Regions from separate parts of the Homo sapiens genome. Here region 2 is linked to region 1. Evidence: chromatin loops called from intact Hi-C (ENCODE). Cell type or tissue: natural killer cell. All regions are shown on one strand. Links, peaks and the distances in the headings refer to the core of each region. The heading gives the core; the rest is flanking DNA.

Region 1 (4,390 bases), core at 101-4,100:
GTTTTTTTTTTTTGAGACGAAGTCTCACTCTGTAGCCCAGGCTGGAGTGCAGTGGCGTGATCTTGGCTCACTGCAACCTACGCCTCCTGGGTTTAAGCATTTCTCCTGCCTCAGCCTCCAGAGTAACTGGGATTACAGGTGCACGCCACCGCACCCAGCTAATTTTTTTGTATTTTTAGTAGAGACAGGGTTTCACCATGTTGGCCAGGCTGGTCTTGAACTCCCAGCCTCAGGTAACTGCCTGCCTCGACCTCCCAAAGTGCTAGGATTACAGGTGTGAGCCACCGTGCCTGGCCTGTTTTTTTTTAATCTTAGAAATTGTAGGCCAGGCGCGGTGGCTCACGCCTGTAATCCCAGCACTCTGGCAGGCCGAGGCGGGTGGATCACGAGGTCAGGAGATCGAGACCATCCTGGCTAACATGGTGAAACCCTGTCTCTACTAAAAAATACAAAAAATTAGACGAGTGAGGTGGCGGGCACCTGTAGTCTCAGCTACTTGGGAGGCTGAGGCAGGAGAATGGCGTGAACCCGGGAGGTGGAGCTTGCAGTGAGTGGAGATCTCACCACTGCACTCCAGCCTGGGCGACAGAGCAAAACTCCATCTCAAAAAAAATAAAAAAAATAAAATAAATAAATAAAAGAAATTGTATTTCAACATGCACCTCTAACAGTTAAGACCGTTTTCCTTTACATAACCACAATGCCTTATCACACCTTACACAACTAATAATAACGCCTTTGGTATTGGTATTATCTGATAACAAGACCATATTCACATTTCCCTGATTGTCTGCAAATGTCACCTTGCATTTGGTCATTAGGTTTCCTAAGTCTTTAAAGAAAAAACAAAACTTCTCATTTTGAGATGATGGTAGACTCACTTGCAGTTGTTGGAGAGTCTGGGCGGGCGCGGTGGCTCACGCCTGTAATCCCAGCACTTTGGGAGGCCGAGGCAGGCAGATCACCTGAGGTCAGGAGTTCAAGACCAGCCTGGCCAACGTGGTGAGACCCGGTCTCTACTAAAAGTATAAAAACTAGCCGGGCACGGTGGTGGGTGCCTGTAATCCCAGCTACTCGGGAGGCTGAGGCAGGAGAATTGCTTGAACCTGGGAGGCGGAGGTTGTAGTGAGCCAAGATTGCACCACTGCCATCCAGCCTGGGCAACAGAGCGAGACTCTTGTCTCAAAAAAAAAAGAGCCTGTACCATTTATCCAGTTTCCTCTGAAGCAACATTTGCATAATGGTGGTACAGTATTGCATCTGGGATATTGATGATGATGGCTATGTTCAGGTTCTGAAGGAAGAGTCCTGGATTCTCTGGGGACCCAAATGACCACCTTGCGAGACCAGCAGAAGTTGGACATGCCCTGGCCAGGCGTGGTGGCTCACGCCTGTAATCCCAGCACTTTGGGAGGCTGAGGCGGGTGGATCACCTGAGGTCAGGAGGGCGAGACCATCCTGGCCAACATGGTGAAACCCTGTCTCTACTAAAAAATACAAAAATTTAGCCAGGTGTGTTGGCATGCATCTGTAATCCCAGCTACTTGGGAGGCTGAGGCAGGAGAATCACTTGAACCTGGGAGGCGGAGGTTGCAGTGAGCCGAGATCGCACCATTGCACTCCAGCCTGGGCAACAAAGTGAGACTCCGTCTCAAAAAAAAAAAAAAAAAAAAAGAAGATGGACATGCCTGGGGCTCACGGCCTCCGTCCAGCCCAGACAGAACTCAGGGCCTGCAGTGGGGCATGACACAGGGGTAAGGCATGCGTTCCCTGCCCTGGAGAGGAACCGAGAAGCAATAGAACCACCCCTGAGAGTTTAGACATTCAGCAAAGCAGCAAGGTGAATGACATGGACTGGGGAGGGCATCAGAGCACGGAATCAAGGTTTGAAAGCTTTTTTTTTCTTTTTTAAGAGACAGCTCTGTTGCCCAGGCTGGAGTGCAGTAGCACGATCATAGCTCACTGCAGCCTTGAACTCCTGGGCTCAGGTAATCCTTCTGCCTCAGCCTCCTGAGTAGCTGGGACCACAGGCATGTGCCACCATGCGTGGCTATTTTTTTTTTTTTGTAGAGATAGGGTCTTGTTGATAGCCAGGTACAGAACACGTCCCTCCTGTTGCCCTTTTATAGCCACACCCACTTCCCTCCCAGCCCATCTCTTCCTTATCCCCGGCAACCACCACTCTGTTCATTTCTACAATTTTATCATTTTAATGATGTTATGTGATGGAATTATTCAGTATGTAACCTTTGAGGTTTGGCCTTTGTCATTCAGCATAATTCTCTGGAGAGTCATCCAGATTATTGCATATGTGTCAGCTGTTCATTCCTTTTCATTGCTGAGTAGTATTCCATGGTGTGCTTGGACCACAGTTTGCTGAACCACTCACTTATTGGAGGACATCCGGGGTGTTACCAGTTTGGAGCAGTGACATATAAAGCTGTGGCCAACACTGCATACAGGATGTGGTATGAACATGACTCTTCATTTCTCCCGGGTAAATGCCCAGGACAGTTGCTGGTTCATGCGGTAGTTTCATGTTGTGTTTAGTTTTTTTTTGTTGTTGTTGTTTTAAGAAACTGCCAGTCTGTTTCCAGAGTCACCGTACCTTTTAACTTTCCCATCAGCAGTGTATGAGTGGCCCAGTTTGCCTGCATCCTCACCAGCATTTGATGTTGTCACTATTTGTTATTTTAGCCACTCTGATAGCGTGCAGTGGCATCTCACTGTGGTTTTAATTTGCATTCTTCTTTTTGCTAATGATGTTAAACATATTTTCATACGTTTATTTGCCATCTGCTATATTTCCTCTTTGGTAAAATGTCTTTTTGCCTTCAGATCTTTTGCCCATGTTCTTTTCTTCTTCGTGTTTTTTTGTTTGTTTGTTTGTTTGTTTGTTTGTTTTTTAAGAAATCAGATCTTGTTATGTTGCCCAGGCTGGTCTTGAACTCCTGGGATCAAGCAATCCTCCTGCTTTGGCTTCCTGAGTAGCTGGGACTACAGGTGTGCACCACGACGCCTGGCTAGTTTTTTAATTTCATGTAGAGATGGGGTCTCACTATGTTGCCCAGGCTGGTCTGGAACTCCTGGGCTCAAGCAGTCCTCCTGCTTTGGCCTCCCAAAGTGCTGGGACTACAGGTACGCACCACCATGCCTGGCTTGCCCATGTTCTAATTTGATTGTTTTCTTTTTTATGCTGTTGAATTTGAGAGCTCTCTAGTATATATTTTAGATAGTAGTCATTTGTTGGATATGTGCTTTGCAAACCTTTCTTTCTAGTCTGTAGCTTGCCTTTTCACCTTTTTATCTGGCTTTTTTTTTTGAGACGGAGTCTTGCTCTGTCACCCAGGCTAGAGTGCAGTGGCACAATCTCGGCTCACTGCAGCCTCTGCCCGCTGGGTTCAAGCAGTTCTCCTGGCTTAGCCTCCTGGGTAGCTGGGATTACAGGTGCACACCACTACACCCAGCTAATTTTTTTGTATTTTTAGCCATGTTAGCCAGGCTGGTCTTGAACTCCTGACCCCAGGTGATCCGCCTACCTTGGCCTCCCAATGTGCTGGGATTACAGGTGTGAGCCACCGCGCCCGGCCTTTCTCCCCCCCCCTTTTTTTTTAATACGGAATTTTGCTCTTATTGCCCAGGCTGGAGTGCAATGGTGCAATGGTGTGATCTCGGCTCACCTCAACCTCCATCTCCCGGGTTCAAGCGATTCTCCTGCCTCAGCCTCCCGAGTAGCTGGGATTACAGGCATGCGCCACCATGCCTGGCTAATTTTACATTTTTAGTAGAGATGGGGTTTCTCCATGTAGGTCAGACTGGTCTTGAACTCCCAAACTCTGGTGATCCTCCTGCCTCGGCCTCCCAAAGTGCTGGGATTACAGGCATGAACCACCACGCCAGGCCTTACATGGCTCTTTCACAGTGCAAACATAAAGTTTGTCTGCCAATCTTTCCTTTTGTGAATCGGGCTTTTGGTGTCAAGTCTAAGAACTCTTTGCTTTGCCCTAGATCCTGAGGATTATGTTTTACATTTGAATTCATGATCCACTTTGAGTTACATTTTGTACGAGGCATAAGACTTTTAGTTCGAGGCCCATGTTTTTCCTATGGATGCCGATTGCTCCAGTGCCCTTTGTGGAAAGGCTTTCCTTCCTCCTGAAATACTTTTGCACCTTTGTCAAGAAATCCACTGGGCAGATCTGTGTGTGTCTGTTTCTCAGATTCTACATTCTGTTCTGTGCATTACTGTCTGTGCCCGCCCCCTGCCAATACTCCACTGTCTTAACTACTCTAGCTATAGAGTCAGTCTTGAAATCAGGTAGACTGACTCTTTCCACTTTATTATTCTTTTTCAGAATTGTTTTAGCTTCTCTGCCTTTTTTTTTTTTTC
Region 2 (4,390 bases), core at 258-4,257, 110 kb after region 1:
CAGCATTTTAAGAGGCCAAGGTGGGTGGATCACTTGAGGTCAGGCATTTGAGACCCTTCTGGCCAACACAGTGAAACCCGTCTCTACTAAAAATACAAAAATTAGCTGGGAGTGGTGGCGGGCGCCGGTAATTCCAGCTGCTGGGGAGGCCGAGGCAGGAGAATCACCTGAACCTGGGAGGCGGAGGTTGCAGTTAGCCGAGATTGCACCACTGCACTCCAGCGTGGGCGACAGAGCAAGACTCCGTCTGAAAAAAAAAGTAACGTTTTACAACAGAAGCAACTTATTCTCAATTGCTTTTTTTACACCTTAAAATTGAGCTGAAATTCACATAACATAAAACTAACCATGAAGTGTACACGGTAGTGGCATTTCGTGCATTCACAATGTTGTGCAACCATCACCTCTGTCTAATTCCAGAACATTTGCATCCCCCAAGAGGAGACCCTGTCCCCATCAGCAGCCACTCCCCATTCCCCTCCCCCAGCCCCTGGCAGCCACTCATCTGCTTCCTGTCTCTCTGGATTTGCCTGTTCTGGGCATTTTGTATCAGTGGAATCTCACACTATGTGGGCTTTCGCGTCTGGCTTCTCTCACTCAGAATGTTTTGGGGGCTCATCCACATTGTAGCATGGATCAGTGCTTCATTCCTTTTCATGGCTGAATAATATTCCATTGTATGTATGGATCACAGTTTTCTTATTCATTCTCTAATGGACACTTGGGTTGTTTCTACTTTTTGGCTGTTATGAATAGTGCTTTGATGAACATCCCAATTGTTTTTTGAGACAGTCTCACTCTGTCGCCCAGCAGGTTGGAGTGCAGTGGAGCAATATTAGCTCACTGCAGCCTCTGCCTCCCGGGTTCAAGTGATCCCCCTGCCTCAGCCTCCCGAGTAGCTGGGATTACAGGTGCACTCCACCATGCCTGGCTAATTTTTGTTGGCCAGGCTGGTCTGGAAGTCCTGGGCTCAAGTGATCTGCCCGCCTCGGCTTCCCAGAGTGCTGGGATTACAGGCATAAGCCACTCACTGCTCTGGGCCCCCAGTTTCTTTAAGCAAGCAAACAATAATAAAAGTTAATTGCCAAAACTTTTCCTCCAGGCAACAACCTTTCAGGGACCTCTCCCACTTAAAAAAGCACCAAAGGAGATGCACATTTACATTTAAGAAAGGCCCAGTTCAAGGTCAGGTCGTGGGCAGACACCCTCCCTCCGCCCGTGCTGAAGTTAGCTCCTGGTGGGGCAGTTGCTGGTGACGTCAGGATTCTGTAAAAACATGGAATTTCTCCACCCCCAACCTGCCTCCCAGAGACCAGCGGAATTAAGTAGAATGAATGGGCTTGTTTCCTTGGATTTTTTTTCTCTCTCTCTCTCATTTATTTATTTAGAGACAGGGTCTCTCTCTGTTGCCTAGGCTGAAGTGTAGTGGCATGATCTTAACTCACTGCAACGTCCACCTCCTGGGTTCAAACAATTCTCAGCCTCCCCAGCAGCTGGGACTACAGGCATGCACCACCACACCGGGCTAATTTTTTTTTTCTTTTTTTTTTAAATTAGAGACAGGGTTTCGCCATGTTGGCCAGGCTGGTTTCAAAATCCTGACCTCAGGTGATCTGCCCGCCTTGGCCTCCCAAAGTGCTGGGATTACAGGCATGAGCCACCGCACCCAGCCTAGAAATTATGTTTAGATTAATTTTTTAGTGATTATTATTCAGCCAGGCACAGTGGCTCATGCTTGTAATCTCAGCACTTTGGAAGGCCGAGGCGGGTGGATCACCTGAGGTCAGGAGTTCAATAAATTATTATTACTATTATTATTTTAAGGACAGGGTCTTGCTCTGTTGCCCAGGCTGGAGTGCAACGGTGCAATCATAGCTCATTGCTGTCTCGACCTCCTGGCCTCTAGGGATCCTTCTGCCTCAGCCTCCTAAGTAGCTGGGACCACGGGTGCACATCACCATGCCCAGCCCTGTCTCCCTCTCTCACTAATGGGCACCATTCCTTCACTGAGCACCTACTATGTGTCAGGCATAGCCCAGATTCCATCCATTTGAGATAGAGCCCGGCCAAGATAGCTGCTAAGAGCCCAGCTCTACAGAGGAGGAAAGAGACTGAGAGCCGCCTTCCCGTGCCTGAGGTTGACAGTGGTGACATAAGGAACTGAGCTTAGATTTGTCCAGGGCCCCTGGCCAGTGCCTCCCGAGTCACTGAGAGCTCAGATCCAAGCATCAGGGAATAGCAGCCCCGCCAGCAATTCTTGTACAGATGCAGGGAGGGAGGTTGGTGGGAACGGCCTCCAACTTCTGAGATGAGAAACCCTTCCTTCGACAAATCTCTGTATGACTCAAAACGAGCTCCCGGCAAGGTGGCCCGAGTCACCACCAGGGCACATTGAGGAAATGAGATGTCAGGATGTGTTTGCGGTTTGGGGTTCAACGGAAACACACCAGGAATGTGGAGAATTCTGCCCCAAGAGCCAGGATCGGTGCCTCTGAGTTACATTAAAGCCAAGAGGAGTGGGATGGGGCTGGCCAGACTTCTGATTCCTGAGTTTTTTCCCTGGAGCTGGAACATCTCATAGCTCCGAGGCTGCAGACGAGGGCTTGGCTGTGAAGTGTGTCTCTCGATCTTGGGACAGTCCCCAGAAAGGCCAACCTGGGGTCAAGGTTGAAAGTGGAGGGCAATTCAGGAGGCAGCCTGCGGAGTTACAGCAGCCTGCTGAGTGGCGCCTGGCATTCGGTGGGCGAGGCGCTATTTCCTGAATGACTGTGTCCATTTAGAGCCACGTGTCTCGGCGAGTGGCCCATGGACGGATGCATGGCCGAGCCAGAGTGCCTGCTCGTGTGCCAGCTCCCGGACCCTGCCAGAGGGCCCCCAGTTGGGATTCTACCCACTCGAGAGGATGCGGGTGGAGGGAGGCTGAGCACCCAGCAGGGTGGCAGGAAACAGCACTCTCGGTTTACTTTTCTCACCAGCCCTGGTGGGAGGGAGCTGTGGCTCAGAGAGGGCCAGGCGTGCGCCCAGGGCCATGGCCAGGGGCAAGGGGCAGAGGTAGGGGCAGCCAGGGCTGAGGGACTCTGAATGCTGTCTACGCTGCATACTACGTGCTCTACCCAGCATCTCCAGGCAGCCAGGGCCAGCGGATCCAAGTCCCCGTCTACACTACACGCTGCACACTCTACCCAGCATCATCTTGGCCTTGAGGTCAGAAATTCTGTCATCCCAGGAATCCTTGGATTTTGTGTGTTGCTCTCTGTGACTATGACAGGGGAGTAAAACCACTGTCCCCTTCACGGTCCTGACCCCTTGTCAACCAGGTCCCCCGAGTCATTCAGCACCCCTCTCTGCTGCTGCCCAGTCTAGTGGGAAGGAGGAGCCAGCCACAGATCTGGCGCTCCCACCCTGTGAGGTCCAAGCTGGCACGGGGCAGGCTGGGGTGCTTCTATGGGAATCAGGGCAGGCTTCCCAGTGGAGGTGATGCCGGAGCCAGGCCTTGGGGGGCGGACTGGCATCTGCCCCACGGACACACAGGAAGGGCTTTTTGCCATGAGGAACAGCCTGTGCAAAGATGTGGGATTGGGGAAGGGTCACAGGAGTTGGAGGACCTGGAGATGTGGATGGGAGCAGGGGATGCTGTTGTGGGAGGGGTCCTGACTAAAGCTGGGGACACGTGGCAGCCCCCCAGAAGCGGACCTCCAGTGGAGTCCCCACTGGCAGCCTTGAAGCTGTGGGGAGCAGCCACTCTTGGTGTTCCCCACAGTGATCTTGGGGGAATCATCCACTCTAGAAGCTACGAGCCCACAGGAGCCCTCAGAACTCACTAGGGCAACATCCAGAAGAGCCCATGCACATCTCATATCTGCAGAGAGAGCCCCAGGTGCACTGAGTCCCTGCACAAAGCCGGACTGGTCCCCACTCAGGAGCTTAGGCCCCTAAAGGACCTTCCCACTGCTAGAATGTTTTTTTGTCTTTTTTTTTTTTGAGGTGGAGTGTTGCTTTTTTGCCCAGGCTGGAGTGCAATGATGCGATCTCAGCTCACTGCAACCTCCGCCTCCCGGGTTCAAGCGATTCTCCTACCTCAGCCTCCTGAGTAGCTGGGATTATAGGTGCCTGCCACCATGCCCAGCTAGTTTGTTTTGTGTGTGTGTGTGTGTGTGTGTGTGTGTGTGTGTGTGTGTGTGTTGTCTTTTTTTTTTTTGTATTTTTAGTAGAGATGGGGTTTCACCATGTTGGCCAGGCTGGTCTCGAACTCCAGACCTCAGGTGATTCACCTGCCTCAGCCTCCCAAAGTGCTGGGATTACAGGTGTAAGCCACTACACATGGCCTTTTTCTTTTTTTCTTTTCTTTTCGTTTTTTTTGAGACAGGGCCTCACTCTGTTGCCCAGGCTG

What was found. Peaks named below come from ENCODE experiments on the same cell type or tissue, not always from the same donor. Only the 100,000 strongest peaks of a DNase experiment are listed, where the experiment ranks them.
Region 2: a loop joins it to region 1, with 4 times the contacts of the local background. A loop is called at or near these places in 2 of 110 quality-filtered maps.

What each region holds. Positions count from the first base shown.
Region 1 is chr19:16,447,762-16,452,151 of GRCh38, reverse strand. All of the region lies in intron 1 of EPS15L1 (epidermal growth factor receptor pathway substrate 15 like 1), which reads left to right. Among named protein-coding and RNA genes, the nearest start is that of EPS15L1, 22 kb to the left of the region's middle. In natural killer cell, for the core only: no CTCF peak of the experiment used is centred there; a DNase peak (open chromatin) is centred at 2,521; H3K4me3 peaks cover 296 bases; H3K27ac peaks cover 2,428 bases.
Region 2 is chr19:16,337,103-16,341,492 of GRCh38, reverse strand. No RefSeq gene overlaps it. Among named protein-coding and RNA genes, the nearest start is that of KLF2, 14 kb to the right of the region's middle. In natural killer cell, for the core only: no CTCF peak of the experiment used is centred there; DNase peaks (open chromatin) are centred at 2,382 and 2,952; H3K4me3 peaks cover 1,525 bases; H3K27ac peaks cover 2,814 bases.